Linked DNA regions of Homo sapiens: region 2 is linked to region 1. The links are chromatin loops, found by intact Hi-C in ENCODE. Cell type or tissue: Caco-2. All regions are shown on one strand. Links, peaks and the distances in the headings refer to the core of each region. The heading gives the core; the rest is flanking DNA.

Region 1 (17,154 bases), core at 5,712-13,711:
TAGAATACAAAGCTTCCAAATAAATCCTATTATACAAGATTAAATGGTTTTCAATAAGAGATGTCAAGACAATTCAATAGGGAAAGAACAATTTTTTCAACAAATACTGTTGGGAAAATTGGATACCCACAGAAGAGTTAGAAGAGGAGGAGGACAAGGAGAAGAAGAAGTTGTTGCATCATTATCTTATACCATATATAAAACTATGATATGGGATATAGCAATTGTTTCCTGGATATGACATCAAAAGCACAGGCAACAAAAGAAAAAGTTTATAGGTTGGGCACCATCAAAAGTAGAAATTTTTGTGCATCAAAGGAAAGTATTAACAGAGTGAAAAGGCAACCTATGAAATGAGAGAAAACATTTGCAAATTATATATTTGATAAGGATTTAATATACAGAATATATTAAAGATTCCTCAGGGATCTAGAGCTAGAAATACCATTTGACCCAGCCATCCCATTACTATGTATATACCCAAAGGATTATAAATCGTGCTGCTATAAAGACACATGCACACGTATGTTTATTGCAGCACTATTCACAATAGCAAAGACTTGGAACCAACCCAAATGTCCAACAATGATAGACTGGATTAAGAAAATGTGGCACATATACACCATGGAATACTATGCAGCCATAAAAAATGAGGAGTTCATGTCCTTTGTAGGGACATGGATGAAGCTGGAAACGATCATTCTCAGCAAACTATCACAAGGACAAAAAACCAAACACCGCATGTTCTCACTCACAGGTGGGAATTGAACAATGAGAACACATGGACACAGGAAGGGGAACATCACACTCCGGGGCCTGTCGTGGGGTGGGGGGAGGGGGGAGGGATAGCATTAGGAGATATACCTAATGCTAAATGACGAGTTAATGGGTGCAGCACACCAACATGGCACATGTATACATATGTAACAAACCTGCACGTTGTGCACATGTACTCTAAAACTTAAAGTATAATAAAAAAAGTGGGAAAAAAAAGTACTCCTACAACTTAACAACAATAACAACACAGATAAAAATGGGCAAAAGACTTGAATAAACATTTTTCCAAAAATATAAAAGTGGCCTATAAACATATGAAAGTTGTTTAACAACACTAATCATTAGAGAAATACAGATTCAAACCATAATGAAATATCACTTCACACTCATTAAAAAGGCTACTCTCAAAAACAACAAAAACTAAAAACAAATACATAAAATACATCCTTCCCATCCTTGTTAGTAAGGATGTGGAGAAAGTGGAACCCTGTGTATTGCTTGCAGGATAGTAAAATGGTATAGCCACTATAAGAAACAGTATGATGGGTCCTCAAAGTAATTAAACGTAATTAGTATATATAGCAATTCCACTTCTGGGTACATACATGTACAAAAGAGGTGAAAGAATAAACTTGGGCAGATATTTTTATACCCATGTGGATAACATCATTATTCACAATATCCAAAAGGTAGAAGCAAACCAAATGTCCACCAACAGATGAATACATATACAAAATGTGGTTTATACATAAAATAGCATATTATTCAGCCTTAAAAAAAAGAAAATTCTTATACATGCTACAACACAGATGAATCTTGATGACACTATAGTAAATGAAATGAGCAGTCACAAAAAGATACATATTGTATGGTTCCACTTATAGGAGGTACCTAGAGTAGTCAAATTCATAAAACAATAGAATGATGGTTTCCAAGGTTTGAGAGGAGAGGCCAATGAGTAGTTATTGTTTAAGTAGTATGAAGGTTTTAGCTGGGGAAGATAAAAATATTTTGAAGATGAGTGGTGGTGATGGTTAAACAACAATGTGACTATACCTAATGCTATAGAATCATGCACTTTAAAATAGTTAAGATGGTAAATTTTATGTTATATATATTTTACCACAATAAAAAAAAGTTTTTCATGACTGTGATGGATTTGAAAGATCATTATCAACAATTCTTTATCTACAATTTCTTGTAGCTACTTCAAGGATGTAAGTTTATATAAAGCACTGTATTTATGCAAGCTCAAAAATAATATACAATCACATACCAACACATAAATCCTTTGTCATCATTTCTTCACCCGGTAGGTTTTGGAACCTTGCTGTCAGGCCCAGTTGCCTATCTCAGGAGCAGATTGTAATTCTAACACTATTGCCATATCTAACTTCTGAATATGATCTTTCCAGAGTGAACCCAGCACTGTCTATATCAAACTAGAACTGGGAGTCATGAGCTCGGTCATTTTAGAATTAAGAACTTGAAACTATCTCGGGGGAATGTTTCTCATCACTGACCTCCTGAGTAGTTTCTGCAGTCTAAGCTTCCCAGCAGGCAGCCTACTCTTAGTTGCAAAATCCTTAAACTCATTTTCATGTTATCTATTTTGAGCTGTTAATTTATCCACAATAGAACAAATCTTTCATTTTCACCAGTTATTTTCTCATTTTCTTCACATCTTATTGCTCTTGCTTTTTCATATACCTTATTCTACACACACACACACACACACACACACACACACACTTTTACCATGTCTTCTGCCTCACATTTTGTTTCATTATGCCATTCTTCTTTAGACTTTTATAATTTCTCCTTAAACATTAATATATCTTGCTGCTAATGGCATTCTGAAACATGCAGCTCCTCTTATGCATGTTTTTTTGCTTCTAAAACACGAGAGGCCTCATGTCTGACACATTTCTATTTATAAAGTAATACTTCCTCTTCAAATTACTATTTTGTTTTAGAAATATCTTGCGATATTCTAAAGTGGCACCTGGTTACTGGCTTTCTTGCTTTATTGTGAGACCTGAAGCTAACATTCTGTTTGTTCAGAGACGTTCTGTCTGTGATCACCAAGTCTATGTTCCTTTGAAGTCTCAGCAATGACATCCTCAAGTTGAGCTTCCAGCACTTTCCTAAACATCTCAGACTTGGGGATTTCCCATTTCATAAAGTCAGTTTCCTGCATAATCACTTCCATCACTTCCTCTTTGTCACTAAGCTTTTCAAAAATCTGCTTTTGGGAACAGGATTCTGCCATGCACTCAATGAGCTGTGAGAACTCCTGAAGGGCCAGCTTTTGCTACTGATAGACATCTTTGAATCATTTGGCCTGGGATTTACAGCTGTCTGAATGTGAAAGTACTAAAAAATACCCATCATTAGCAAAATTTGGTCCTTCTGGAGTTCTCACAGCTCAATGAGTACATGACCTCACAGTGTGGTACTGCTATTCTATTCTCTTCAGTCTAGATGTGGAATCTCCATGTTCTTAGGAAAATGTTGCTGTATCCTCAAGCTGTCCCTGAACCCATTGAATCAACTATTTCATCTATAATTTATTTATCCATCTATATTTTATCTTCATTTAATTTATAAAATTTCTTTATCTTGGTTTGAATTCTCTATGATACAAGATGGACAAGGAAAGGGCTATTAGGTCTGTGTGCATTCTTGTCATTTCCTACTTAGTTCTGGTTTATCTTGCTAGGGTTCTTATTATTCTTACATAATCTTCAATTCAAAAGCTGTTCTCTAAATTCTGCAATTCTGCTGCACATCCTCATTTGTGATTAATGTACTTATTGGACTGCATCATGTTCTTTAGAGAGCCTTAATTGGAAAAAAACACTTTTTTATTGTGCATGTAAAACCAATGAATGATAAATGTAATTGAAAAATACTGTAAAAGAAAAAGAAGGCAGAATTTCAGTATTTCTTTACACATCATACATATCAAAGTTGGGGTGTGTTAGAAGAATTGCTAACATCCAAAACACAAGTTGATTATAGCTCTTGTATATTTTCTCAATTTGTATCTTCAAAAAATGCATGCTTTTGAAATCCTTAATTTCATTTTGCCCTAGATTACACTCTCTTCTGAAGATGAGTCTGTGAATAATGTCTCTCTGGCTTCTACAGGTACAACCATGATGTGATAAGGGAATTGAAATTGTTCTTTTAGGTCCATGATCTTTACTTCAGTTTTCATTAATGATTATGTATAAAACTGTTCCTCCATGTAGCAATTACACATACAGACACTTTGGGCCAATGGGAAAGCTCCTCTTCACCTTCTGAAGTTTTGCTAAAAAATTAACTCAAAAAAGACAGATTAATAGGAGAAAAGGCATACAGATATATTTAACGTATATACCCGGGAGCCTTCAGAGTGAATGTATTAGTCTGTTTTCATGCTGCTGATAAAGACATACCTGAGAGTGGACAATTTACAAAAGAAAGAGGTTTAATGGACTTACGGACCCACATGGCTGGAAAGGCCTCACAATCACGGTGGAAGGCAAGAAGGAGCAAGTCACATCTTACATGGATGGTGGCAGGCAAAGAGAGAGCTTTTGCAAGGCAATTCCCATTTTTAAAACCATAGGATCTCAGCCATGCATGGTGGCTCATGCCTGTAATCCCAACACTTTGGGAGGTCAAGGTGGGCGGATCACGAGGTCAGGAGTTTGAGACCAGCCTGACCAACACAGTGAAATCCCATCTTTACCAAAAATACAAAAATTAGCCAGGCATGGTGGCATGTGCCTGTAATCCCAGCTACTTGGGAGGCTGAGGCAGGAGAATTGCTTGAACCTAGGAGGCAGAGGTTGCAATGAGCTGAGATCATGCCACTGCACTCCAGCCTGGGCAACAAAGTGAGACTCCATCTCAAAAAAAAAAAAGAAAAAAAAAAAACCATAGGATCTCATGAGACCCATTCACTATCAAGAGAACAGCCCAGGAAAGACACGCCCTCATAATTCAGTCATCTCCCACTGAGCCCCTCCCACAACACGTGGGAATTACGGGAGCTACAAGATGAGATTTGGGTGGGGACACAGAGCCAAACCATATCAGTGAAGAACCAAAGATAGAGGGGAAAATATCTATTTTTATGCTTAGGTTCAATAAAGTATGAACAGTTGTGTAAAAATATGGTTGGACAAAAAGGGCATAATCTAATACTGAGTGAGGAAACCCAGCAAGGCCTGTATGCCTAGATTCTCCTCTCTGAGCATGCATTCTTTTCTTCTGGGTGTGGGGCAGAGCACTCTCTGGAATGCGGGTCTTACGACCTACAGTCAATGTATGTCAGATAATTTATGGCCAGTTTTTACAAAGAAAGGTGGAGGGAAAATTAGAGTAATATTTTCAGGTTTTATGGCTGGTTGTAGGGAAAAGGGGTTTTGATTGCTAAAATCCACCTTGGGGTAGAGGAATTCTGATTTCTACAGCTAGCCTCTGTGGAGAAAAGGAGTGAAAGACAGTAGAGCAGGAGAAGGTCAGAAAAAAACTTTCTCTTCTGAGGCTGCTTCTGAAGCCTTCATTTTGGGGCATAGTTTTCTGAGCCCCAACAACACCAAGAAAAAAAAAAAGTCATATTCTGGGCTGTATTTTCCCATGCTATCTTCCATTGCTTATAGAATCTCAGGTGTTATGTAGTTAAGTATGTTAATGGCCATGGGAGACCAAACAGTTCATCATTTATCTTCAGTCATAACCAAGGGTCAGCCAGGAAAATATGAACTAATTTTTTTTTTTTGAGATGGAGTTTTGCCCTTTTTGCCCAGGCTAGAGTGCAATGGTGTGATCTTGGCTCACTGCAACCTCCACCTCCCAGGTTCAAGCAATTCTCCTGCCTCAGCCTCCCGAATAGCTGGGATTACAGGCATGTGCTACCATGCCCAGCTAATTTTGCATTTTTAGTAGAGACAGGGTTTCTCCATGTTGGTCAAGCTGGTCTTGAACTCCCGACCTCAGGTGATCTGCCCTCCTCGGCCTCCCAAAGTGCCGGAATTACAAGCGTGAGCCACCATGCCTGGCCTGAACTTTTATACTCAAAATAACATTATCAGGTTTAACGTTTCTGTGCACATAGTAAAGTTGATGGCTAACACCACTTCCTCAATGTAGAATCTTGCCAAATAATTCAGAAGATTGCCTTCAGATTTACTAACCAGGGCCAGTAAATCATCATTCACATAGTAATGCATTACTAAGTACAAATGATTTTCATTTTGAAAGCATGAACATTTCAAGCATCTTGAAAAATCCTTTTTGAGATGAAAAGCATGAAGTGATCTACTGTTGATCACAATTTACCAACACATCAAGTTCTCCTTGGAAATGAGCGTTCTCTGTGTTTGTTTGTTTGTTTGAGATGGAGTCTCGCTCTGTTGCCCAGGCTGGAGTGCAGTGGCAAGATCTCAGCTCACTGCAACCTCTGCCTCCCAGGTCCAAGTGATTCTCCTGCCTCAGCCTCCCGAGTAGCTGGGATTACAGGTGTGCACCACCACACCTGGCTAATTTTTGTATTTTTAGTAAAGATGGGGTTTCACCATGTTGGCCAGGCTGGTCTCGAACTCCTGACCTCAGGTGATCCACCTGCCTCGGCCTCCCAAAGTGCTGGGATTACAGGTGTGAGCCACGACCCCCGCCCATTCTCTGCTTTTTAAAGCGTCTTCCACTTGCTGAGGATTTTCATTGCATAAATCTGTTTGGTATTCATTTTTATAACAATATCACAGAAAGCATTATTTTGAACTAATTTTGTGAGACTTCATGGTGAATCTGCATTTCCTTCATCAGTTGTCTAAATTGTTTAGTCCACGGAAGAAACTTATCTCATGCATGAGAAACTCAGCCACATGCTTATTGCAGCACAGGGCCAACTGGCTATTCTCAGTGCGCAGGCAGAGGTGTACATCAAACACTGTCTCTACATTCAGGATACTCTCTACATATATTATTCAAAACTGTTGTTCAGTGGAGATTTGTCTATTATCCTGTTTATTTTTCATTTATTCAAAAACATAAATCACTATGAACTCTAACATTTATTTTACATAATTAGGTATAATTTTACACTACTTCATTTCATCCTTCAAATTGTCCCAGATTTGGTCATTGGAAACTCTTTGTGTTGTTTTTTTTTTTTTTTTTTTTTTCTGAGACGGAGTCTTGCTCTGTGGCCCAGGCTGGAGTGCAGTGGTGCTATCTTGGCTCACTGCAAGCTCTGCCTCCCAGGTTCATGCCATTCTCCTGCCTCAGCCTCCCGAGTAGCTGGGACTACAGGAGCCTGCCAACATGCCTGGCTAATTTTTTGTATTTTTAGTAGAGACGGGGGGGTCTCACCGTGTTAGCCAGGATGGTCTCGATCTTCTGACCTCGTGATCCGCCCTCCTCGGCCTCCCAAAGTGCTGGAATTACAGGCATGAGCCACCGCGCCCGGCTGGAAACTCTTTATACTGGCTCCTGTGTTTCTTTCTAATGCCCTTCCCTTTGTTGCTATTTTTGAATACTGTGCTTCTTTACTTTGTATCACTATAAGATACTTCCTGTTCATAAGGCATATTTTTTGTTCCAGTTCAAGATCAGCCAGCCATTTCTCTAAGAAACTCTAGTTCCTCTTATTGGAGAATGTAATTATTTATTGGAGAATGAGTTGTAGGTGTGTTCATTGCTTGGTGGTGTCAATGCTTTTAGACCTTTTCAGCTGACAGAGCAAGAAAATATATGTGCCTATACCAATGCCTACATATGAATATACCTATAAATATTAATGTATGAATCAACCTATAACTATTTTAAGCTAAACATAAGTTCTTTCTAATATCTCCAATTCTAATCCAGTATCACATGGCTAATTCTAGCCTTTGTCCCTTGCCTGTCTGTAACCTCCCATTCCAACACTGAGAAACCTGTATTTATCATCCGCCATCCACTTATTTAATTATTAAATTTAGTTTACATGTGTAGTGTTTTTGGTATTGCTAACCTATAACACATGGGAAACAATTTTAGCAACCATAATTTTATTGCCATTAAATAGTCAGTTTATTAAGAAAATTGAATAAAATTATTTTCAAGTCATTTTATGCTATGTGGTATAATATTCATTACATGTATACTAAAACATTGGTGTTTTAATGGAGGCTAAACCACTCATGTTCTAAATGATAGGCAAATTAGAAATGTACAGTAATAATAATGCAGGAATGTCTGGTAGACAAGCTTGAACTAAAATCAGTGCTAGTGATCAGAGGGCACACCATGGTATGTCCTAACCAGTGGATGAAATCTTGAAAGTTTTAGAAAAAGCTTCTAAAAATAAATTAAAATCTTTGTACTTCTATGCAGGTTGATAAGCAGCCACTGTCATCAGTGCCCACATCCAGTGCCTGAGCTGCATCAAACACTCCTTCTGGATTTTGGATGCATTCAGGACCTAGTGACTAAAGGGCTATGCCCTGGCATGGCAGAGGTCCTTCAGGAGCCTGTACTATTTATCTGTAGTTCCTTATACGTTGTAGGATTCATTGGTATTGGAAGTTAATTTTTTTAATATCACTCTTTTTTTCTAAGAAACATAATTGTATGTATAAAGAACATAGTTATTATGGTTATGACATCAGGAGCAGTGGTCCTGCACATTTGTAATTGGTTGGTGTTCAAAAGCCTCAATGTCATTAACAGAAAAGCTGCCACTGAAGTGTCTATTCTATGAATTGCTTGGTACACAAACTACTAGGTAGTGCCTGATTAAGTTGTCCCCTTAAAACCTATAATAATTAGCAGTCTTTCTAATCAAGGGTAAGATATGGTTTAGCTGAATTTTTGGCCTTTTTGTAAAAAGAAAGTAGGCATCTATTGTTTACTTTAGGAAGTTGCTGGTTTTAAAATACTGAATCATCTACACATTCTTACTTTGAAGCAGGTAACAATAAAAAGGAACCGTGTATACACAGATAACGATATGTGAGTTTAGACATAGTTTAAAGAATAAACAAAGTATAAATTATACTTTACTCATTAGTAGGTTTTAACCATCCCATTATAATTTTAAAGCTAAATCAATACTTGGTGTTTATCATAAATGTGCTGAACATTTTCTGATGAAAATGTATTTTAGAATGTGCAGATCTGATATTAAAACTTATAATCATACTGTGTTTATCTATACTACAGAAGCATTTTGTTAGCCTTGTATAACATTATAAACACTTTTGATGCATAATAAAGCTTGTTATGCTTGTCTCATTAATATGATCAGGAATTGCCACTTTTGTAAAGCGAAATCTTACTATTTAAAAAAAAAGCTTTATAAAACTAAACTAGAAACAAGAAATCAATGGAAGTTGATCCTAGATGTATTCAGTATATACTTAGGTATTTGTGAAGGTTGTACCTGGGTATAATAGGTCAGAATTTAGTATTTTAAAAGTATTTTACACGTGCTTCTTCCTGCTTTTTTTGAAGGAGGTAGAAACCTGCATCATATTGAGAACACTAGCAGAGAATGAATCACCCCCAGAGTCAAATCACTTGGAGTGTGAATGCACTAATGCTCGCAACAGCTTAATAAGTGTAATGTAGGTAAATTAATATCCACTCTCTGTATGATTTTCTGGGATGTTTGGATTAAAAATATACTTATAATCAGTATGTAAAGTGAGTCATATACCTCTAAGGGACCCTACCGGATAGTGAAAAACAACTTTTGAGATACTCAAAGCGCCCTTCACTGATTAAGAACAGCTGTTCTTTAGGATGTTTTCATCTTGTGGACACCATTTTTAGCTCAGATCTGCTGCCCATGATCAAGGAGACATCTTGAATTTTAGCATGATGGTTGCTAAAAGGTAGGCAGTGGGAAATCTCAGGAGTATTTCAGAAAACATTTACTTGATTAAAAGAAATTTTCAATTATTTCTAAATTTATATTTAGTGGAAGCCATATCAGTTTTAATTTTCAAGTATCACAGGAATATGATCTTGAAGGCATTTTGGTTTACAAGTCAGTTTTTTTGTTATTACAGTTTATTGCTTTTAAAAGTTTTTTTGGAAGCAAAATAAAGAAAATGATATAAAACTTATTTGAATATTTTAACAAACCAATGTAAAGTAAATGCTCTTGGATCCACAACTCTGGTCAAGAAATAGAATGTTACTAGCACACCAAGGGTCTAATGTATCTCTTCTTAATCATAGCATGGGTTTAAATATTTTAGTTATTAGTTCTCTATAACTATGGTTTTCTATAGTATGGGGCATTTCACATAAGAAAAATTCAGCCTTACTTTTTATGCTTACTAGATGTGTTATAAGAAATCATAATTCATTGACTTCCTTCGGGTTAAAAATAAAGGTAGAATATGGCACTACTAATGGAAATATTTTGCTCTGTTTATAAATTTCCATCTAAGGTAAAACTAGCTATACTTCTTCCATTCCTTATTTAATTATTTTATTAAATATACTGAACGATCTTATTTTAATATCCTTAATTTTATTTAATTTCAGCATTTAATTTTTTAACCTTTACCTACAGCATGAACATTTTCACTATTCCAACCGAATAGAAACCAGATTTAAAAAGTGCTTTGATAAAAGTGTTTCAGAATTTTAGCAGACTATTTAAAATTCATTATTTTGATCTTTGGATTTTATTTAAAGATGAATGCCATTTCAAATAATCTTAGAGGACTTATTCTTCTTGTTACTTTTGAAATAAAATTATTATTGACTTGCATTAATCTCTCGACGAAACCAGTTTTAAATACCATTTTAGATCACCTGTCATTAAGTATTCAAATAATATTTACTGTAATAGATAAGTAACATATGACCTATGCAGTAGAGTTCACTTACAAATAAGATCTAGAAATGAAGATATTTTACTCAGGAGGGCGTTTCACAATTATACTTAGTAGATTTTGATTGGCGTGCCAAGAAACTGCTTTCCTAAAGGCTTCACAGGTTTAGGAAGGATATGAAGTCTTTGATTGGCCATTCTGTCTCTTCTTACTTAAGTAAATTCTATGGAAAGAAGCATCAACGGAGGAAGTTGAATTCATTTTTCTGCTACTAAATTCAAAAGGTAGTTCCAAATTCTATTTTAATACTTGTAGCGATGCCTTCCTTTCTTCCATTCTTATTTTCATCCCAGTTTGTATAAACTTATGAGAGCCTGGTGTGCTCTGTTTAAGACTATATATTCAATATGAAGAGCAGCGGTTTCATGTTTTACAAGTTCTGCAGACACTTTTAACCTCAAACCATTCATTAAACCAACTACATGAGAGAATTTTTTTTTTTTTGAGGCGAAGTCTCTCTTTTGTCCCCCAGGCTGGAGTGCAATGGCGCGATCTCCGCTCACTGCGACCTCCACCTCCCAGGTTCAAGCGATTCTCCTGCCTCAGCCTCCCGAGTAGCTGAAATTATAGGCACGTGCCACCGTTTTTGTATTTTTTGTTTGTTTGTTTTTGTTTTTGTATTTTAAGTAGAGACGGGGTTTCACCATGTTGGTCAGACAGGTCTCCTACTCCTGACCTCGTGATCCACCCACCTTGGCCTCCCCAAGTGCTGGGATTACAGGCATGAGCCACCCCGCCCGGCTGAGAGTACTTTATTTTACTCTCTGTTGTGAGAAAACGTATGACCAAAAGTTACTGTAAACTCAGCAACACTTAATTTAATATAATTAGAGGAGAGGATTTTGAATGTTCTCACCACAAAGAAATGACAAGTGTTTGAGGTGACGGATATGCTAGTTACCCTGATACGTTGCACAATGTATATATCTATCGAAATATCACACTGTACCCCATACATATATACAATTATAATGTGTCAGATAAAAACAAAATGTTTAAAAAATTCAGTGTATTTACTATTAAAGAAGGCACTAATAGCCATAAGATCATGTTTAAAAACAGGTTTTTGGCAAGTTATTTATCTGACTGCTGTGCGTAAGGACATGGAGAGCCTCAACTGCTTCTTACATATTTGCTGCTTTTCGGGTGTCTTCAGGCCAGAAATCGGTAATCATTTTCACAGATGATGGAAACTGGTTGGTAATTCTACCATTGAATGTCTGCTATTAATATTGAGCAGAGATGTTTTTGATAAATTTTATTGACCTCTGGCCGGGCGCAGTGGCTCACACCTGTAATCCCAGCACTTTGGGAGGCTGAGGCAGGAGGATCACCTAAGGTCAGGAGTTCAAGACCAGCCTGCCCAACATGGTGAAACCCCATCTCTACTAAAAATACAAAAAATTAGCTGGGTGTGGTGGCAGGTACCTGTAATCCCAGCTACTTGGGAGGCGGAGGCAGGAGAATCGCTTGAACCCGGGAGTCGGAGGTTGCAGTGAGCTGAGATCACGCCACTGCACTCCAGCCTGGGCAACAAGAGTGAAACTCTGTCTCAAAAAAAAAAAAATTTATTGACCTCTTATTATAAAGGAACAATGCAATACCAATACAGTTTGTCTCTTTTCCTATCACTGGCCTTACACACACGATAATGTCTTGAAAGAGATCATGTAACTTTGAAATATTAAATAAGCTAAAGATGTTTTTGGCTGTACTTGGTATAACACAGTTTCTGATTAATTTTCTTTTTGTCTTCTCTTCTAAGTCACTCTTCTATTACTAGGAGTTTGCAGCTGACCTCACCTTCTGCAACCATATTCCCTAGGAAAGTGATGCCTGACCAACTTGTTGCTTCCCAAGTTCCTGTGGTGATTTTATTGTGGCCCAGTGGATAACATTTCCCTGGCTCAGGCATCGGTATTTAGCTTCCAAGCTAGTGATTTATAGTCAACAAAAAAATTCTGCTTTGTCATTGCTCTAATCAAAAAGAACATTTCATGGTGAGAGTTCAGAGATTTGGCCAGATGATTGAGAAAAATACATTTTTAATAACGATTCTATCAAAGAGAATTCCATTATGACACAATGTTGATAGCCTCCTTTAATAACTTGTACGGTCAGCTCTAACTTTAGTCTGTATTACAATATATTTATTTAAAAAACCTTGCATTCAAATAGATTAATTATAGGTACTTCAATGCATAACTACCTCTTCTTCTTTTTGAAAAAATGCCCACTAAAAAACATGCTGAAATTATTTAAGAGATAAAATAAAAATAACCCATAAAAATTACTTCGTTTATGTTTTAGCTAGTTCTTGGCTCTCTTCTAAAATAAGTACATTACACATTTCTAAGGAATGGCTTAATGAAAATGAGATTGCTGTGTTTATATGGGTTCATGTCATCACTGTGGGATTTTTAGCTTTTGGTTATCAGCAGGTTGCAGATAATGATTCAGATAATATATTTAATGACTATTGCCTCCACTGAGAATTCTTTGGAATTAACCATTAAAGATGTAAGGATGCAAATAGCAGAACTGTTAATGGTTCCTATGGTTTACAGATAATTTTTTGACTTAACTTCATTAGTCATTATAAAGCTGATTGCACTACCAGAGCAATCTAACATATATAGAAGTTCTCTTTGGGGCCTAATGCAGTACTGTTTACTCTTTTGAAGTAATCTGTGTACCTTTACAAATGCTTACAATTTATGTCCTACCCTTGTATATTTATGTAATCACCTCTCTCTTTTTCTCTTTCTATGTGTCTGTGTGTGTGTGTGTGCGGGTGTGTGTATCTGTGTGTGTTTCTATCCATCCATTAGGACAAAAGAGTATATAAATCTAGAGTATATGCACACATATGTACACATACATACATGCAATTTTGCCCAAATTTAAGTATATTTAGGGAATGGCAATTTTTCACTTTTGGCATAATTCATTCCTGGAAACAGTATTTTAAATTGTGTTAACAAAAGATTATAGAATTTTTCTGTAAGTACACTCTCCTGAAAAGAAAATATGTATTGACAGATATTTATCCAAGATAATGTTTTAAAATAGTAAAGGTAGGCCCTAAAAGAGATTTTCAGATTTCTCAAATGTTTATAGAAATTGCAGCCTTTGTTTATTTTATCAGATTATTATCTAACAGATGAGATGATTATTGTGAAAATAACTTACACAAATTCAAGCTTCTGATAAGTGAACATATATTTCTAACCTTGGTGAATATTTGTAGACTCGTGCTATAAAAAATAATTCTCAGAATTTATTCTGCTGTGATGAAACCATTAGAAGATATACATTTGCATGGACCAGGCACATTCAGATGAAGTTAAAACCATTAGGGCACTAAATCAGTTTAACACTTAGTTTAGAAGTGTTTATGTTCATAAATAACGATGTCTTTCAGGGCTACAGATAGCAGTCTGTGTTATTGCAATGCCCATTAGAATAACTACACTCTACTTCTTTTCTTTTTCACTCGGAGATAGTAAAATACAGAGGAGTAAAAGCTACATTATTATAGAGAAACGTATGAATCTCTGTGAGCCATTAAACTCGAGGTTGGGAGTTCGAGACCAGCCTGACCAACATGGAGAAACCCTGCCTCTACTAAAAATACAAAATTAGCCGGGCATGGTGGCACATGCCTGTAATCCTAGCTACTCAGGAGGCTGAGGCAGGAGAATCGCTTGAACCCAGGAAGCAGAGGTTGCGGTGAGCAGAGATTGCGCCATTGCATTCCAACCTGGGCAACAAAAGCAAAACTCTGTCTCAAAAAAAAAAAAAAAAAAGAATAAATGAATAAAAACTCTGGAAGTCTATCACAACTGGCAAAACAACTATTGATGTCTTCAAATGTGGTAGAGACATTCTTGAATGCTGCAATATTATGGACAAACTGTACTGTTATAAATATACTAATTACACTACCAGAATTAAAATTCACTTGTCCCATAAATTTAGCTAACTAAAAAAAAAAAAACTAGCTATAGTAAACATTAAATATTTAAATAAACATAATAATTAACTCTTTGTGTAGGTTAAGTTGCATGCAAATAATGTTGTTACCAGTCATTAAATTGAGATATATTTGGATACATGTAAGTAGTACAAGCTGCTTTAGAAAGCTTGCTGAGGGAAGTTTGTTTTCTGCAGTAACTTTGCCTGAAGCAAGTATAGTCATTCAAAATCATTTCACTAATTGTTAGTCTTCACTTTAAAATAATAGTAATAAGCACTTGCTTTGGATGGTGATGGTGGTGGTAGTTGGTTTCACAATGAATAGCAATTTCAAAGGTTGACTCAACTTCTTTTCTTCTCCTATTTTTCATTTTATTCGGCCCTACACATTGAAAGCAGTGAACTCTTTCTTTAACCCTTTCTAGTATCTTTTAGTTTTGCCAACATGTAATCTTTGGTTCAGCAGCCTTGAGGAAAAAAGTTTAGACAGGCAACTGTAGTAAAACTAGAGAGACCTGCTCCTAAAAGCCACACCATAAAGCCCTGCTCTTTTCTCTTGCTCTGTCCCTATTTCTATGAATTAAAGCGATTTTCAATAGAACTGCTTTTTGAACACAAAACCCGTTTTCTGGTAATACACATAAGAACAAAACTTTCACTAAGATCGAAAGATATATCATACCACTACAATCTTAGAGTACATGGTGTATTTTTGACAGGTCATCATAGTATTTCATAAGCCATTGAGAATGAATAAAATACTCCAATTATAAAGCCATTTATCACAGAAATTTAAGATAGAACTTCAAAATTTCATCCCTAAAATAATTTGGGAAGACAAGGATAAAAGTCTCTTAACTTCACTAACAGCTGAGAGATTTGAGATTTGAGTGTTATTATTTCTCCAATAAGTTAGATGATGAAAAAGAGTTCCTTACACACTTTCTGTAATATGTTATACATGGTCATTGTATCATTCAATTTCAAAATTATGGTTCTTAAAACTATCATTTGTATTTGATTGATTATACTTTATTGTGTACCTGGAAATTGTGGATTGATTTACTTTTTATTTTTTATTTAGGTATTTTTGTTTGCTTTGTCCTTTTATAGAAGACACTGACTTCTTTCCTACAGTCTAGCTGTGGAGATAATTAGAAAACAGAGTTGAGATAGTATTGTATGCTTGGGCCTGGAGAGAAGGATGTGGTGAGTGTGTATGTGGGGGGTGCATCTGTGTCTGTGTATATGTGCATTAAACTCGGGAACACAAATGAATCAGTCAGCCTTAAATGAAACTGCCATTTTTGTAGTTTACCATTTTGTACTGTTCAACCTAATATTTAGTGATTCTTTTAATGCCTGCTGCCTTAATGTAAATCTAATGGGTGCCACTGCAGCTTCAGGCATATCCCATAATTAATTTGTAGCATTCAGAAGCATGTTTTTTTTTCGCAGCAAGAAATAGAGATAAGTCCAAAACAGCCTCGTGAGTATATAAAAGTAGAAGTAAATGAAGAGTTACATCATTATCCAGAAACTTGAGTCAGATTTGATTCATTACACGTAACACATCTTTTAATAGTCTAATAATATATTAGTAAAATGAATCATGATGCCCTCACAAGAGACTGAGATATTCTTGCATGTTGCAACATCAGAAAATAATGATTGCCACTGGATGAAAGTTTGATAAGGAAAGGGATGTTCACATGGTCTCAATGTGTCCTCCACAGGTTATTTTTACATTCTTTGATGCTTTCATTGAAATAAAATATTAGTTACTTAATATACAAGTGTTGGTTAAGATTAACATAAACATTGGGATGATATATTAAAATTGATACATTTTATAGCTAAAAATGAAACAAATAAATCAGAATTTCATAGTAGCAATGTAAAATGACTTACTGATTTATATAGCTTATGAGTTTCATTCATAAACATGTATTGCTAATGTGTTCTGAAATGTATTTGGATGATCACACTTTAATTTTTCTTACATTATGTATGTAAGAAAAAAATGCACTAAGGCATGGGAGTTTTATAGGCAGTGTTCATTAATCCTAGCATTTTTAGTTTAATAGAAGATTGAGAGCTTTCATTGTGTGAAAATGTAGGCATTGAAACTGCCTTTTCAAAATTATGACAGGAAGAGGAATTTGACCTAGTTGACTCCATTTTGCTTCCAACATCCCAGCTGTCCTTGGTGATTCCTGGGTGTAAGCCAAGCTAACTTTGGGAGGAATTAAGTTTATAGTTTAACCTTAAAGCAAGGATGATAATAGTTCTTCCCAAAACTAAACCACTTTTATAAAAGTAATAAAAGACCATAAGGTTAGGGTTATACAAGGGGCCTGAATTCTGCTAAGATGTAGGCATTGTTATACAATAACTGGCCATTGTTCCAGAGGTCACAAGATTTTTAACTTCCCTAATTACTCCTGTAGATAACATCACTATTACCAAACCTAAGATTGGCCTTTTGAGACGTATTTTCAGACTTTTG
Region 2 (17,154 bases), core at 4,321-12,320, 53 kb after region 1:
ATGTGAAACGATCTTGTACATGAGGTTTGGATTTTGATTGTATAATCTGTTTCTTTTTAAAACTTCTCAGAATTCATATCTCAGAAGTGCAACTTTGTCGTGTCTTGCTGCATTCAATTTTTTTTTCCCCTTGAAAAGGCCTGAGATAATAACTCTCTCTTTCAACTTCTTTTGTCAGCTCCTGCAATTTTTCCTCCCTCTGGTTCTAACTGCTATTGTGGCTTGATGCTAAACTATTTATCCTGAAAGTCTAGAAAAGCAACATTTTCCTCCAGTATAACTTCATTTTGTACTCTTGGTTTTTCTTGATATGTCTAAATAGTTCATCAGGTTTGACTTTCAGGTTACTTAAATGAACTTCCCATAAGGAGAAGCAATCATGCTGCAGAAGTTCTTCCTTTGCCTTTTGGTAACTGGCCTAAGTAACAGGTCTTACATTTTATTGAGAAAGTTCCTATATCATTGCTATTAGGTTTTTAATTGCATAGGAAAACTGAAATTTAAAAGAATTAAGGCTTTTATATCCATGTAATTTTCCGTATTGCTTTTAAATTTTTTATTCTGTTAAGCTACAGGGTTTTGACTCCTGGATCTGAAAAAGGCACCAACTCCTGCTAAATCTTGAACACTGACAACAGTCAAAGCCTTGTCTTCAGATCCAGGAGAAGGCAACAATCAAAATGAACTGCTTTAATAAGACACAAGGCCAGATATTAAAGCTATTCAAACCTGCTAGGCCCAGGGATTACTGCGGAAGTGGGCACACAAGATTGTAAGGGCTGATTTTGAGGGACAAAATTAGTTGAGTTTTTCCATAAATTAAATATTAATATCAAAGGCACATTGATGCAAGACTAGCATCTGGGGCCCTGTGTTGGAATAACAGGCTTTTCTTAGAGTATTGACCTACTCTTCAATAGAAAATTGTAACAGGTCCCAAAAGGTTTATGGAAATATTACCTTGTGGTTAAACTGATAAAAATTAGATAGATTTATTCAACAGGTTTTGTAAAAATTAGCTTTAACATTAATGATACATCACACACAGGTGAGATTTGTTCTCTTTTGAACAAAATTTTCATGTAATATTAATAAGAGATAATAAAAGATTTTTGTTTACCTTTTGAGTAAACTGCAGGTAAAAGGGAAGAGAGAGACAGATTTAGTTGGCTTCATGCTTTCTTAGGTTTTATTGTTTTAGAAACTGAGTCTCATCTCTATTAAATAATAAAGGTTTCTTTTTTTTTTTTAATCTTTGAAGTATCATTTTGGCTAAATGAGTGACCTGTGATGCTATTTTGTGATATCAAATGTTTTGTACCTTTGATATTTGACAAACTTTCTAAAAGCAAAAATTTAATGTTCTAAATTCAGTCTTTTTGACTTCAAACTAATCTAATTTTTTAGATAATAGGGTCCAAGATTTTTTAGATAATAGAAACCAAAGAGAGACATATTAGGCTTTTTTTGGTATGTTAAACTTATACAGGAAGTATTGTCCAATGTAAAATAATATTTAACTTACTTTGGGTTATATTTATATAAATGTGTTATTAATATGTGTTACAAAACTGTATGAGCTTCCTAAAATTCTGATGTGTATTAGTTGTCTTAACAACATATCAAATTCTGATATGTTGCTAATATTAATTATGATGATTATGTTAAATTGTTGTATGTCACAGAAATAACCAAAATTTCTTGTCAATTGTGTCTTTAACTATGGCTGTCCTAAGACTTTTGTCTTCTACAATTATTGTTTTACTTTGATTCTTCTCAAAAAAGCAGCTTACTGGCCAGGCAAGGTAGCTCACACCTGTAATCCCAGCACTTTGGGAGGTTAAGGTGGGCAGATTGCTCGAGTTCAGGAATTCAAGATCAGCCAGGGGAACGTGATGAAACCCCATCTCTACAAAAAATTAGCTGAGCATGGTGGTGTGTGCCAATCATCACAGCTGCTCAGGAGGCTGAGGTGAGAGGATCACTTGAGCCCAGGAGGTTGAGGCTACACTGAGCCGTGATCACACCACTGCACTCCAGCCTGTGTGACAAAGTAAGATCCTTTCTCAAAAAAAAAAAAAAAAAGAAAAGAGAAAAAGAAAAAAAAATTCAGCTTTCAGTTAGCTACAGTCCAAAACCTACTTCTTTAGGGGAATTCATGAAAATAACTCTTGAGTACAGTTTTCTGGTAATATTGGAGATTGTACCATTGGACTAGAGAGAAAACTTCCAAAACTCTAATTAAAATGCTGATGTGTTCATAAAGATTGCTAACCTAATATGAAGCAGAACAAGAATTAAATGCAGGCACTGAACTAATAGAGGACTGAAATATTTTTTGTGGCTTTTTTGGTTTGAGACATTGCCAATTCATTTTGTTTTCAGAGTAAAGAAAAGATTTTTTGAGTTATTCATAACCTTTAACAATTGAGTAGAATATATATTTGAAAACAGAATTTTAAGTATATTTCTCTTTCTCTCTGCCTGATTTCCCCAGAATTCTGAAACTATTTGTGAATATGGTTAATTCACAGCAAAATAGTTATTTGCATACATTCAATAAGAATCTGCTTTTTTTTTTTTAAATGAAAGGACACAATTGGAGGCACTGGTTATTTTACCAAGGGTTTGACTGGAATGATATTTTCAAAAATGAGCAGAATTTTTTGAGAAATTGAGGTCGACTTATAGAGCTGATAAAAGTCCCTTGGAAAGACTACACAAGCTCCTTAGTAGGGTTTCTGACCTGTGGTAAGTAAATAATGTCACTTTCTGACAGGCCCAAGAATCTTGAGTTATTTTGGGAATAATATTTGGGAATTTAGTAAATTCCTCTCGAGAAGAGAGGAATTAACTAAATTCATAATGATATCTGCAGGCACAGAAAATCCTTGGCTGGACTTGAGAGGCCTTTAAAAATTTAATCTGAAATAAATTTATTTGAAATAAATTTTAAATAAAAATAAAAAGTTCCAGCAAAAACAATTTAAAAGAGACTACATGGACATTAATTATTGCTGTGCTTTATGCAAATGATCAGGCCAAGTATAATAAGACTAAAACTTATTTTTCAAATAAATTAGTCCTACTATGATTTGTCTTTGGTATAAATGGGGTACTACAGAAAGAAAAAATATGTTTAAGAAGAAAACCATAGTACACTTGCTATTAGATTAACCTTCGATTCTTGGGTGGCACCCTGATCATCCATGGTATGGAGCCTCAGTTGTTCTGCATTCAGTTATTAAAGGTTTAAGTTATCAATAAAATTTAAAGATGGATCCAGTTCTTTGAGAGATGGTTCATAGATGCATGAGGAAATGCAAACTAATGAGGAAAAAGTGAAATTCAATCTCTTGGTTATTGTTATCTATAATGGATAAAATGAAAGTAAAGAGAATACTGAATTAAGCCTTGAGCCTGGACCAAGCTCAGATATGGGTCTGTCTGAGCTCTGATTACTAGCCTCAAGCCTACCCACAAAAGGGAAAATTACACCAGGGAACCAGAAAATGCCTCTTGAAATCTATGGTTTCCAACAAGGTAGTCAATGTGGCAAAAGTGCAGAGCCAAACATTTCAATAACTATTGAAACCAGATGATATAATGTGAAAGAATTGTTCCATTTTGTAGACTGGTATAATCAGCTTCCTGAGAAACCTTTTCTAAAATGGACTATGAGAGTAACTAATTTGGAAGCAATGTCTTTGGTTTTAAATGCTGGAGAATGGAAGAGCATGTGTTGGTTGAGGCAGGACACATAATTCTCTATTGAACAATCACAGATGGGTATATAAGACTCAGACACACAGAAGGTTATTCATGAGAAAATAGCCAGCCTCATGGACTGGACACAAGTCGCTGTAAGATCTTTTTACCCTGAGAAAAGGAACTGACCAACTTCACTTATCAATGTCAAGTGGAGCACCCCAGATGAAGCAGTTGATATACTTCATATGCAAGCCATGGGCAACTGGCTTTATGTATTATATTCAGGTAAAACCAGTCCCTCTGGGATCCTTCCAGGGGAAACAGACATGGTCTTGAGAACCCTCAGATGGACTTATTCAAAGACCAGCCAAAGACCCTAGCTTTGGTATTTTTAAAATTTGAGTTATCTGTGTTATTAATCATCTCAGTGAATATGGTAAGCTGTTCCAAAATAAAGATAAATGTACCCAGATCATGGCTATCCAATAAGTGAAATGCTGACCAAATACTTGTGAGTACTTCCAGTTACAGGGGTAATGTTTTATTCTTCATTATTATCCCACGATGCCCCTCCCCAGCATAAAGCACCCAGAAAGACTGACTACCAGATTTCCCATGATTGAGAAATTGAAAAATAGAAAAGGGGGGTGAAACTGACCCAATTGTCCCATAGAACTGATATTTACTGTTTTTTTTTTCAAATAAACATAGAAGTTGACCCTCTTGGTCTTAAAACTTGAAACTTACATTTGTCTTACCTAAGTTCCTTCCTCACAAAATCGTCCCTCAGGCAAGGAGCTGAAATTAATCAGATCACCACATCCAGACAATGAGACACCAGACCTCTTATCCATCATGATTGCTTCCTTACCTTTCCCTAATTTTCCCACCTCCCTCTCTATATAACAACCCAATTTTAATTGGTTCAGGGAGATTATTTCAGATAGATCTCTGGTTCTCCTCCGCTGCAATACCAATTAAAGCCTTCGTCCTTGGTAAATACTCATTGTCTCAGCGATTGGCATTCTGTGTGGCAAATGATGGGTCCTAGACCAAACCCCGGTGTTTCAGTAACAATGTTACCTCTTGCTCCAATAAACACATTTCCCATCACCTAAGATTGATTTCTTTGGTTCACACTTGCAGGCTGGTTCATCACACAAGGCCCAGCAGGGCCACATTTCTCACTTTGAAATTAACTTCTCCTTCTCTTAATGGTTTAAAAGTAAATCTGAGAATCAAACAAAATTTAAAATATAAGTGTAAATTTTGCTGTTGGCTGGGTGTGGTGGCTCATACCTGTAATCCCAGCACTTTTGGAGGCTGAGGCAGTGCATTGCTTGAGTCCAGGAATTCAAGACCAGTTTGGGGAACATAGCAAAATCCTGTCTCAAAAAAAAAAAAAAAAGAAAGAAAGAAAGAAACCGACCAACCAACCAAACAAACAAAAACATTAGCCAGGTGTGGTGGCATGTGTCTATAGTTCCAACTACTGGGGAAGCTGAGATGGGAGAATCACCTGAGCCCAGGAGGTTGAAGCTGCAGTGAGCTGAGCCATGATTACGTCACTGCATTCCAGCCTGGGTAACAGAGAGAAACTTTATCTCAAAAAAAAAAAAATTTGATTTTTTCTGAAATAATCTCTCTATGTCTGTTGTCTAATATTGTCTCTATTGAATAAATGTGAGATAACAGAATACTGAGAAGATACTTTGGCATTAGGTGTGTCCCCATTTTCTTCAAATCATACCCAGTCTGCTTTCCTCTCTATTAGAACAGGTCACTTTCCTATTTTCTTGCTAACAACCTCCTTCTTCCTTTGGTAAGCTTTACTTCCTATTAATAAAACAAGAATGAATATACCCTTCTCTTCTTCTGCAGAAGAAGAGTATATGAGGAAGTGTAGATCCGCAGATTATCAGAGAGAACATTATTTTCCATTAATTGATGCCAAATATCACAGTCAAGTGTATTATTTCCACATGACACTTCTTTTGGTCTGCTTGGCTCTCACACTATTTGGGTTTTCAAGGTCAGACCCGGACTCTTTTTGGCAAGTGGATTATGTGTCATTAAGACATAGTAGATCTTCATTTCATGGAGTGCAGAGAACTCCTTGTACTTTGAAAATGACAGAGTTGGTGGCTGAATTGGTGGCAATGTATACATCTCTGTATTCCTGCCTCACAGCAATGTTAATACTTTGCAGGTAATAATTTTCCCCCACTACCTCTAGTCTGTTTATTTCAATTCTAGTTTATGTGATGCCAAAGTGAGCATATAGCTCTTTCCTTTCTAGAAGACCTTAGGCACTGTATAAACTGATAGAAAGAACACCCCCCTTTTCTGATACTAGCCCTTTTTTTGGCTCCAGTACATATTGTGACCATTTATTATCTCTACTATTATTTCTCTGCCTTTTTGTATTTCAGCTCAAACGCATTTCAGTCCCAATCTCTAATTTATCTTGTTTATCAGTATAATTACTTTTTCTGCTTTTTAATACAGCTTTCTTGGGAAAAGTACTTCCCCCAAATACTACTGTCTGATCTGCCTGAATTGGTATGCTTGTCATGTTATTCTTTGTTTATAAATAAGACCCCTCATCCTGGCATTCAAGCCCTTCATAATGTGGCCCCAGCACTCCTAAATCTTATCACTCATTACTTGCTTTCTCTTTTCTTATGGATGACTCAAATCATACTTCTTTTTTCCCGAAAAACACTTAGCTTACCTATCTCCTTGCCTTACACCACTTTCTTTTTCTGATGGAATATAACTTTTCTCTTGCCCCAAAAACAACCTTTTCAAAATTTTAGCATACTTCAAGGCCTATTTCAAATGTCACTTCCTCCCTCGAACTTTTGTTTGAATACCTTGCCATCTTTTACCTAATAACACTGTGGTTTGTCTACTTGTCATTATTCTTTTACTGAATTATGTATTTCTTTAATGCTGGGATGCTTCTATAGAATAGTTCGCTTTTTTTTCTAACCACCTGTCACTACTGCTTCATGAAATACTAAAGTTTGGTGGAATAGATATATTCAAGGTCATTTTGTCATAAATGTAATAAGACTTAGTGGCTTCCTTAAGATCTCAGGGCTGGTTATGAGAGCTCCAAGAGTATCAAACAATAACAGTTCATGTGGACTCTACTATGATTTCCAAAATTTCTTTCCTAAAATTGGAAAGTGGCAACAAATATGTTGTAGATAAATGATAATTAAAATTATCTGGCATCTTAATGAACATCAGATATAAATAAATTAACTAATTTTAAAAAGCTTACTCCTTTTATAAATGATACCTGTAAGTATTTGAGCAGCCTGTGATGCCCAAATCTTCAGAGAAGTCAAAGTCAGACTTCAGCAAAAACACAGTAAGTTTCCTTGGTAATTACCGGAGTTCTCATCGAATTTTGAAAATAGTGATTTTCATCTTTCAACACATTCCCATTTATGGTCCATGATGCACCCTCAGCATATGTTTGACATTGTTTGCTAGATGAATCAATGAAAGAATGAGTGAATTAAAGTACCACAGGCTCACATTTAAAGACTCAAAATTTGGAGCTTACCACTTGGCAAGTTCTTCTGAATCCAAGAAAGAAACTCAATGTGTTAAGTTGTAACTGCTGACCTAATTTGAGAATTCCCTTGGGAAACTTTCCTTGAAAATATAATTATGGATCTCTCCTCCCCAGGCCCAAGCAGTGTCTTGGAGTTAGAGATGCCTGTAATAAGGTGATATTTTGGCCGGCCAGGTTTCCATTAGCAACTAGAGAAGCCAGTTTCCACTAACCCTTTACTATAACTCTGATGAATGTATAAGTTAAACATTAAAGAACTGGAGAAACTGGTGCCTGAGTACAAGGGCTGGAATGTGAAAACAAACCCATTAAGACCCTGTCTGGGATTTTTCAGACCCTAACGTCTGATCCAATGATAAAAGCATTCTTACACATACACCTGGTACCAGGGTCCACTTAAGATTAAGAAATTTTCCCAAGGCCCTAGAGAAACTTACCAGACCCCAGACCCTCGTTAAAGATTAGCTATAGATTCAGTAAAACACTCTTGCTTGTAGATGCACACCCGCATGTAGGCATATAGCTTAAATGTATATAAATCCTGAAGAAAAACTTGTAACTTTGAGTTGGTCTGGTGAATTTCCCTAACCTTCTCCCTGGGGCTGGTTACAGAAGTAAACTCTCTTATTTCCCAGTCTGTCTGCATTTTGCTGGACTGTGAGACCCAGCAGGTGGACCCTAGTTTTGTCTGAGTAATATGTGTGATGATTCCTTCATTGGGCCCCTCACATCTCATTTTCCCCTAGTCAGTTCAGAAAGGAAGAGTACAGTCTTCACAGGGTCTAACTCTGTCTGGATTGTTTTAAGAGACATGTCCATACCAAGCCCAGTATCTACAAAGAAACTGAAAACATTACTACTAGGGTAAATCCTTTCTAATTTCCTCCTTGCAGTTGGATACTGCCTTCCACTGCTCATTGGTATTTTTGATGTGTCTCAAATGTCTTTCATTACTCACTACCATTTTCATATCTCTGATCACAGTGGAGAGGGTCTACTGTACAAAGGATGAAATATCCATTTTCAGCATGAATCAAGACAGGTCCAAGTCCTGAAAAACTGGCAAGTGTTCAAACAGAGAAGTCAAGACATGTAGCTTTCCTAGAAATGACCAATAACATTACTGGATATTGCAGAAGAGACAACTATACTTTGCCTGACAGTAGACAGAGACATTCTAAAGGATGATGGGTGTCTGCAATGCCTCTGTTTTTTGTCATCCAGTAGACCTGTCCACTCTCATAACCATACCACATCTAGCTATTACTGGTGATTCAGATTCCCCAAACCTAGTCATTTGAGTTGCCCTGGACCCTCCACCCAGATCCCCCACCTTCTCTTCTAGTCCTTTCTCCATCCTACACTAAACTCTGCTGTATTAGTCCGTTTTCATGCTGCTAATAAAGACATACCCAAGACTGGGTAATTTATAAAGGAAAGAGGTTTAATGGACTCACAGTTCCACATGGCTGGGGAGGCATCATGATCATGGTGGAAGGCAAAGGAGAAGCAAAGGCACGTCTTACATGGCAGACGGCAGAGCTTGTGCAGGGGAATTCCCATTTATAAAACCATCAGATCTTGTGAGACTTAGTCACTACCACAAGAACAGTATGGGGGAAACTGCCCCCATGATTCAATTATCTCCACCTGGCCCCGCCCTTGACACTTGGGGATTATTACAATTTAGGGTGAGATTTGGGTGGGGACACAGCCAAACCACATCATCTGCATTCAGAATTGTGACTACCATCCTGCTCTGGGCTCTCTAGACTTGGTTTTGTTGATGTTCATGTGGTTCATGTGGTTCATGTGGTCTCTTTCATGAACCCTGAAAATTGATTTCCCCCTGGATCCTCATCCAATACTAAGTGTGAGTGTCTCATCTGGCCCCATTCCCTATCACCTGGTCATTCTAATTGAATCTAATTTGAGAAGCACTAAAATTAAGCATTTTGGTTTATAAAATAAAATATGTATATTTATAATATTTACATGCATTGCTTTGTGAGAATATGAATGGGTAAACATTTGGGGGATGAAATTTTTGTAATATTTATACAAATTTAAAATCTCCACACACTACCCACTTTAACCTAATTTCCACTTTGCTATCAGAATAGGCTTTAGCTTAATATTTTATGTTCAGAATATTTCAGTTCTGTAAGTTATAGCAATAAATGAGTAAACTAATTATGTGCACACTGGAAGGAGATGGCTAAATTAATCATGGCACATACATGCTACTGGGTAGTTCCACAGGTGAAGTACATCTAAATGTGTTATCATAGAAAGATCCTGCATTCATGTTATGAAGTAGCAAAATAATATGGCAAAATAATATGCACCTCACTAGCCATTATGATTAATAATCACAATATATTTTTATAGCACCTCTATGTATGAGAAACCCTAGCATTAGCTTTAAAATGATATACCCTATTTATTGTGATTATCTCTGAGGATGGATCTGAATTATGAGGGAATATCATACAGGTAGAAATTGTGACTTATCTGTATTGTTAGAATTGTTTTGTTTTTTGAGACAGAGTGTTGCTCTGTTGCCCAGGCTGGAGTGCAGTGTGATAAAAGAAAAACTTCAGTCGAATTAAATGTAAAGGAGTTTAACTGAGTAATGAATGATTCACGAATTGGGCAGCCCGCAGAATCACAGCAGATTCACAGAGACTCCAGGGATGCCTCATGGTCAGAACAAATTTATAGACAAAAAGGTAAAGTGACGTATAGGAATCAGAAGTAAGGTACAGAAACAGTGAGATTGGTTACAACTCGGCATTTGGCTTATTTGAATGCAGTTTGAACATTCTGCAGTCTATGAGTGGTTGAAGTATGGCTGCTGGGATTAGCCAACACTCAGCTTTTGTTACAGGGGCATACTACTAAGTTAGGTTTTCAGTTTTGTCTATTAAGCTAGGTTACACTTCATCCACAAGGACTCAAATATAGAAGTATGGAGTCCTTTTCAGACCATATTTAGTATCCTTTAACAAGCGGCATGATCTTGGCTCACTGCAACCTCCGCCTAGAAGGTTCAAGTGATTCTCCTACTATGTAACAAACAAGCATCACAATTATTTGTCAAAAGGACCCTGTAAATATCTACAGTATGGGCTTACCATATTTCACTCAAAAGCACCATTCTGCGCTGTTATTTTCAGTGACCACTATAATCAAAGTATACTGAGAATTTTCTCATTACTTTAGGTAAGGGTGAAGGAAATTTATTCTTCCTCCTCTGAAGGTTTGAGTCTTTAATTCTGCTGAAATAAACTGACAATGAACAGATTAACAGGAAAAACTCATAAAAATGTATTAAGGTGCAAGAGCACTGCTGTTACACAAAATATGAAATTCAAAGAAGGGCCAGGTAACTGAAGTTTTTATACCATACAGAAAGGGGTAGGGGCTTGAAGCTCCTTGAAATTATGTAAGGTTGAAGAGAAGCATGGCAAGCAAAGGCTTTCTTGTTAGGCAGATAGTGTCCTAGGTACTAGTCCTAAGAAAGAATAGATGTATCCTGTGGCAAAAGTTTCTCTGTAAGAGATTTAAAAGTTATCAGACCTTTAGCCTCCTTTTTCTGTGAGTGAATCTTTTTTACAAACTTCTTAGGCAGATAAGGGGGCCTCAGAGAAAGCCTCTGCCAAGCATCCCGTTCGCCTTACTAATGTAGATTTTTTTCTACAGGTGTAAATCTTCCCTAAGAAAGGACAGCCTTTCAGAGCTATTTTCAGAGCTATACAGCTCCTCTGACTAGCCATCTCCAAATATGTCAAAGAAATATATATTGGGGTGGCCTATTTTGGTTTCCCACAGGTGCACTGACAAAACCTTGACCTAGGATTCTCTGCTATCTATCACCTGACTAAAAATGCCTGAACATCAGCACAGGTGCAGTTATGTACAGTGAAAACCTAGATTTTTAAAAATTAATCAATTAAATATTTTTTTCTTTTTTTTTGAGACGGAGTCTCGCTTTTTTGGAGTGCAGTGGTGCGATCTTGGCTCACTGCAACCTCCACCTCCCGGATTCAAGCAATTCTCTGCCTCAGCCTCCCGAGTAGCTGGGATTACAGGCGCCTGCCATCACATCCGGCTAATTTTTGTATTCTTTGTAGAGACGGGGTTTCGCCATCTTGGCCAGGCTGGTCTTGAACTCCTGAGCTCGTGATCCACCCGCCTCGGCCTCCCAAAGTGCTGGGATTACAGGCATAAGCCACAGCGCCCAGTCAAATTAATCAATTAATATTATCCAATGGTATCATGTCTACCAAGAAATTATATTCTACTGTCTAGAAGGACTCCAGAATTTTCAGGACTTGATATACTACAGATGTTTGCATAGTTACTTTGATGATCTTTTCTCATGTGCTACTTACAGGAGAAGCTTTGGCTTTTAAGCACTAAGGTAAGCTCACTCACTGGTTTATGTGGCCAGTAGACTGTGTCAAACAAGAAATCCCATTAAAATTCTACTGCAAATATCAGGGTGGTTTTCAAAATCCTGTTTCTTGGGGATATAGCCCCAAAACTAGTAGATGCTTTGCCAAATCAGATTATAATTCACTAGCTCATTTGCAAATCATTTTGACAATGTGTTGGAGATGTTTAGTGGTGATGAACAGGTCTAAATTTCACTGTCAAAATGACCTTTTGCATTGAACAAGATATTGCTATCAGAGGGGTTTTAAAGTGAGGAATGGGCCTACCTGGGAGTTTGGATACCCTAAGTCGGGGGAAGGGAGGTGATTCTGGACGGTTTGTTCCACTGGGAGCAGGGTGCAGCCTTCAGAGGACACAGTGAGCAGCTAGTCAGCAGGTCAGGGTTCCATTTGGACAAGAGTGCACATCAGAGAAAACCCAGGGGAAGGGTGTGGTAATGCAGGAAAGAGCTAGAGCTGGATAATGCCAGCCCCTGGGCAAAGGTAACTTTAAAGGAATCCTGGGGCTAAGGGCATCAGGATCCCATGTAAATGAAGCCCACAGACAATCCTCAAATTTTATTTGGTTATCACTTTCACCTTTCTTCTTTACACCTGCTTTTGGTACTTCAGATGGAAGGACCTTTTTATCCCAAGATGCACTGTGTAGTAGTGAAAAGACAACTGAATCAAGAAAAAAGAAGACTGGCCATTAGGATGGAGAAGTGGAACAGAGTAGGCTCTAGAAGAATTCAGACCACAGGTTTAATCTCAGGTCTGTCATATATGAGACCTGTGAACTCAAGCACATGCCCAAGCTTTATGAATCTTAGATTCTTCATCCTAGGGGTGAGTTTGTTAATGCATGTGATAAAAAACTGTTGGAAAGAATGCAATGTATGAAAAGCATCAGGCGCAATGCTTGGCATATCTTGGGTCTTTAATGAAAGGCAGTTATTACCGTGATTATTTTCATCACTGACCCTACCTGCCACTAGTGATGTTTTCCAAGCTAGTATGTCTCAGAGGAGAACAAGAAGTGCTATAGAAAATGAAATATCACATCAACCAAATGCTGTTTGAAAAGTAAATCTCAGCCATTTTTTTCCATTCGGAAGTTATGTCCTTCAATCATGAGGGCGAGAGTTTCTTCTTTAGCTGATGCAACTCCTAGAACAGTTAACAAGGACCAACACCTCGCCTCCATCCAAACTACCCGTGTTTTCATTTATTTCACCCCCACCAAAAATATAAACATTCTTTAGAGTAAGTAATTAAAATATATTGAAGATAACCTATTCTAAATATCCCTTAAGTGGAGTGGTACTTGGTTCTTCTTACCCAGGGTAATGACTACCAACCCAGTGGCTTTTGTGTATTTCATCTCAAGAAAGTGTCACTGGTATCTCTCAGAAACTCCTTGAGACAATGCATGTAACAAGACTTAATTATGAACTATGTTCAGTGACATACGGATAAGAGCAGAACAGTTTCCATTCCTTCCCTGGGTGATTTGTCTCTGGTTAAACCATGATCCCAAGGTAACTGTGATGAGGAGTTTTCTACACCAGGCTTTTGGGTCTCAACTCTGAGACAAGCCATCTTGAGGTCTGATCCCTGATCACCACTCTCTCAGCCTCATCTTTCACCACACCCGAATTAAATTAAAAATTATACTCATTGAAAGAATTTTAATCTCTCAAAGCCCCAAATTTCTTTGCCTCAGGGAATCTATATTTGACAGTCTCATATGGATTCCCCCCAACTTACCTATTAACTCCTTTTATTTGTCCTTTAGATATCAGAAAATATCCCACAACCATCATTGTAAGATTTCTGTTCCTATAAGTTAGAATTATAAGGAGAGGTCCTAGGCTTTGTTCATCCTAGCATTCCAGTATTATTCTGATTATTACTAAAGAGCAAATGCTTAACTAAGGTTTGGGGAATAAAAGAGATAGTGAGGATCCTGTGCAATTTATGGAGATCTATTTCTCGGATATTTCTAAGTTAAGCAAATTAATGCATATATCATTTAATTTTACAAAACAAAAAACTAAAAGGTATTCAGTAAGAAATACATTGATCATCTTTTATCTATTTTTTATTCCAAATATTTTAAAGCAAAGTTCTTAGCAATGTCATGTCATGCTATACTAGAACACAATATAGATGGATGGTTTTCTAATCTGTTTTACAAAATTAACAAAACCTTTGCTACTAAACTGCATGCAAAACATTAAACGGATATTTAAAAGCAGAGTTCTTAGTAATGTCATGTCATCCTATATCAGAACACAATATAGATGGTTTCCCAATCTGTTTTACAAAATCAGCAAAACATATGCCACTAAACCTCATGAAAAACATTAAATGGATGACCAATATTATTCAAAACTTAAGAGATCTGGAAACTACCTAAACTTCTATTAAAAGAAACATCATCTGAATAATATAGCCATTAAAAAATAAAAGAATAAACTGTCAAGTTACACATACAAAATAGGGATATAGATGATATATACTATTTTTCCTCCAGCCCCACCCTGGACCTGCATCCTTGAACACTAACTGCCTTCTGCAAATGTTACATAAAACATCTATCCTTGTCTTCACTAGGTATGGGAGAAGCTACCAGACATAGCACTGGAACTCACAGTGGCTGTGGAAATGGAGTCAGCCCTGACTCAAATTCTGGCTCTAGCTCTCTCTTCTTCCTCTTTCAGAGCTTCCGCATACTGAGATGGGAAAGAATGTGGGTAAGACCCATGAACTTTGGCCACAAACTCCAGGACTTTCATCTTGCTGGTTTCAGCTTTGGCTCTTGGGCCCCACAGGAATTCATATCGTGCAGGATCACTGTTGGCCACCTGCTGGTACTCCAGGTACTTCTCCTTCACAAAATCTTTGGTGATGAGCATTCTGGGCTCTCCAAAGATGAAGTGCTTCTTCCCAGAATATACTCCCGTCAAATTCAGCACTTCCCAGACTTCCTCTTCAGTGGCACGGTTGCCCTTCATGAAGATCACACCCAGGACAATTATCAGGAGGCCAGTCTTGGGCACACCCTTTTCACCACTCAGCATCCCATCATAGGTGAGGCCCAGTTTGATGAAGAGGCCATAGCAATGGGTGGTGGGGTCCACCTCCACCACATCAAGGCCAAATATCATCTCTAGGTGCTCAGAAGCTCTCAGGAGGATCTCAGAGAAGTGGCTCTCATCATCTTTGATGATAATCTTCAACATATCTGCCTTTGTTATTGGCTTTTTCATCTGACACTTGTGCAGCATGAAATTCACCAAAAAAGCCACTTTCTGGTCGAGAGCATCTGCGGGCACATTCCTGGGGTCTGATGTATCCTCTGAGGAGCTTGGACTATCTTCCTCTTCTTGATTGCTGGAAGCCTCATCAGATTCACTTGATGAGGTGGTTGTGACGGCAATGGAAGAGGAGCAGAAACTCTGAGGAACCTCAAGAGGACTCTCTGCCTTAGCAGCAGGAGCTTCCTTCAGTTTGCCAGGCACTAGAGGATGGGAGGAGGAGAGGAGGGTCTTCTCCAGAGCCTTGGAGACCTGTGCAACCTCCAGGCTCTGGGTCTCACTGAAGGTCTGAAGGTGCTGATCATGTGTGCATCGTGGACTCTCCTGATCCTGAGACATGATGACCCTTGTGGGTGGCAGTAGGCAGGAGTGTGGACAGGAGGGCAGGCAATGAAGAATCACTGCCTAAGGGAGAGAGAAAGGGTGTAAATGTCCTCAGCTGGTAAACTCAACTGCGGTAGCTCTGATGGAAGCCACTGCCTATAGACTTCTCCTGACAGCAGTGTTATAGAGCCTCACAGATCTGATATTGTGTTTTCTGGGTCTACCAAGAACCTGAAGGATGAAGTGAGAATTCTCAGGGTGCAGCCAGCCAACCCAACGTGAGAATTTTTCAGGTTCACAGTAGACACTTGTAGTTGGGCTCAGTACAGCTCCTTTTGTTCTGAGGAGGGTAATGTCATCAGTTGATGGCCAGAAGTGCCAGTAACTTGGCACCTGATAGGGCCTGTGCCACTTCCCCTGTGGTAATGTGGGGCTGTGCCCCCAAGACCAAAGTCAAAAGGAAGTGTCAGGTACCTCCTCCAGTTACCCAACCTGGAGTTTACCAGGGCTGATAGCAGGACCTAGATTCTGTGAGAGGCACTGTAATGGTATGGGTAGTCCCCTCAGTTATTACTCAGGTGCCTTACTTTGAATCCAGGCTGGTCCTGGGATCCTTCCTTCTGTTAACCTAATGTTGTCCCCTCAGACAAAAGGTTCCACCTCCTCAAGACCCTGGAGGAGGTAGTGAGGTGTCACCTCCACCTAACAGCTTTACCCATACCCACTCAGGGCTGACAACAGTGCAGTACTTGAGTCTTCAGAATCCCTGCTCTTCTGGGGTGGGTGGCCCTTAGTTTTCATTCGGGCTCCTTGACTTGGCTAGTGATGGTGACTTACCAGTATACTAATGCCACTCTCCACCTTCAAGAATACCTCATCCTCCTGAGTCACCTGAGAAGGAAGTGATAAAGGACACTACCTATCTGCAATTACTGGGGATTCACAGTGTTAATAACAAAGGCTGTACACTGTGAAGCTTTCTTTGTCCTTGTGTCCTGTGTCCTTTTTCCTCTGTGGACCTTACTTGGGGTCCTTACTGTGACTTTTCACAGGCCCCGGCCTCCCTTGTCTACTGATCTGATATGATGTAGGTACACTAATCAAGAACCTCACATGACAGAAACCCTCAAAAAGGAGGAGTGGGTGCTTGTCACATGATCCCTGCCCAGTGCTCCCTGGCTGAAAAAGTTATCAGGGCTCTTTGGCGACATATATCCTGGAGTGGATTCCTATTGGTCCTTACTCTGTGTCTCTATGTTAACTCCTTGCACTTCCTGGACACCCAATCCAATGCTTATCTGAACCTTTGCCTTCATTTCAAGACTACCACCTCCATAAGACCCCAGTGTATGAAATAAGCAGGACAGGGCTCTGTGGCGATTACTCTTTTCTGGGGTGAGTGTTCCCATCGGCCTCACTTAATGTCCTTCCCTTGACTAATGGAAGCATCTGGGACCTGATATCACTTCCTTAGACCAAAACCTTTGTTATCCTGAGTTCACTGAACAGGAAATAAGTAGATATCTCATCCTGACAGCCCTGCCCAGAGCCTCCCACAACCGACAGCAGGGCTAAGCAGGGCTACGTTCTGTCCTCATTATCTGGGATGGGTGGTTCCCTGAGACCTCACTCAGGGTCCTTACTTTGACTACTGGTTGGGCTTCAGTCCCCATCTTCTGATAGCTAATGCCACTCCTGCCGAAAAAAGAAAAATCTCATCTCCCTGTGGCAACTGTAAAGGAAGAGATTAGACATCTCTCAGTCT

What was found. Peaks named below come from ENCODE experiments on the same cell type or tissue, not always from the same donor. Only the 100,000 strongest peaks of a DNase experiment are listed, where the experiment ranks them.
Region 2: it touches region 1 in a loop (3-fold over the local background); 1 of 110 quality-filtered maps calls a loop at or near these places.

What each region holds. Positions count from the first base shown.
Region 1 is chrX:35,854,507-35,871,660 of GRCh38, reverse strand. No RefSeq gene overlaps it. Among named protein-coding and RNA genes, the nearest start is that of CFAP47, 57 kb to the left of the region's middle. In Caco-2, for the core only: no CTCF peak of the experiment used is centred there; no DNase peak of the experiment used is centred there.
Region 2 is chrX:35,800,447-35,817,600 of GRCh38, reverse strand. It overlaps MAGEB16 (MAGE family member B16), which reads right to left. Exons shown (of 2, transcript NM_001370158.1): 2 at 13,829-15,470. The coding sequence starts at 15,404. The coding sequence ends at 14,430. Among named protein-coding and RNA genes, the nearest start is that of MAGEB16, 11 kb to the right of the region's middle. In Caco-2, for the core only: no CTCF peak of the experiment used is centred there; a DNase peak (open chromatin) is centred at 7,620.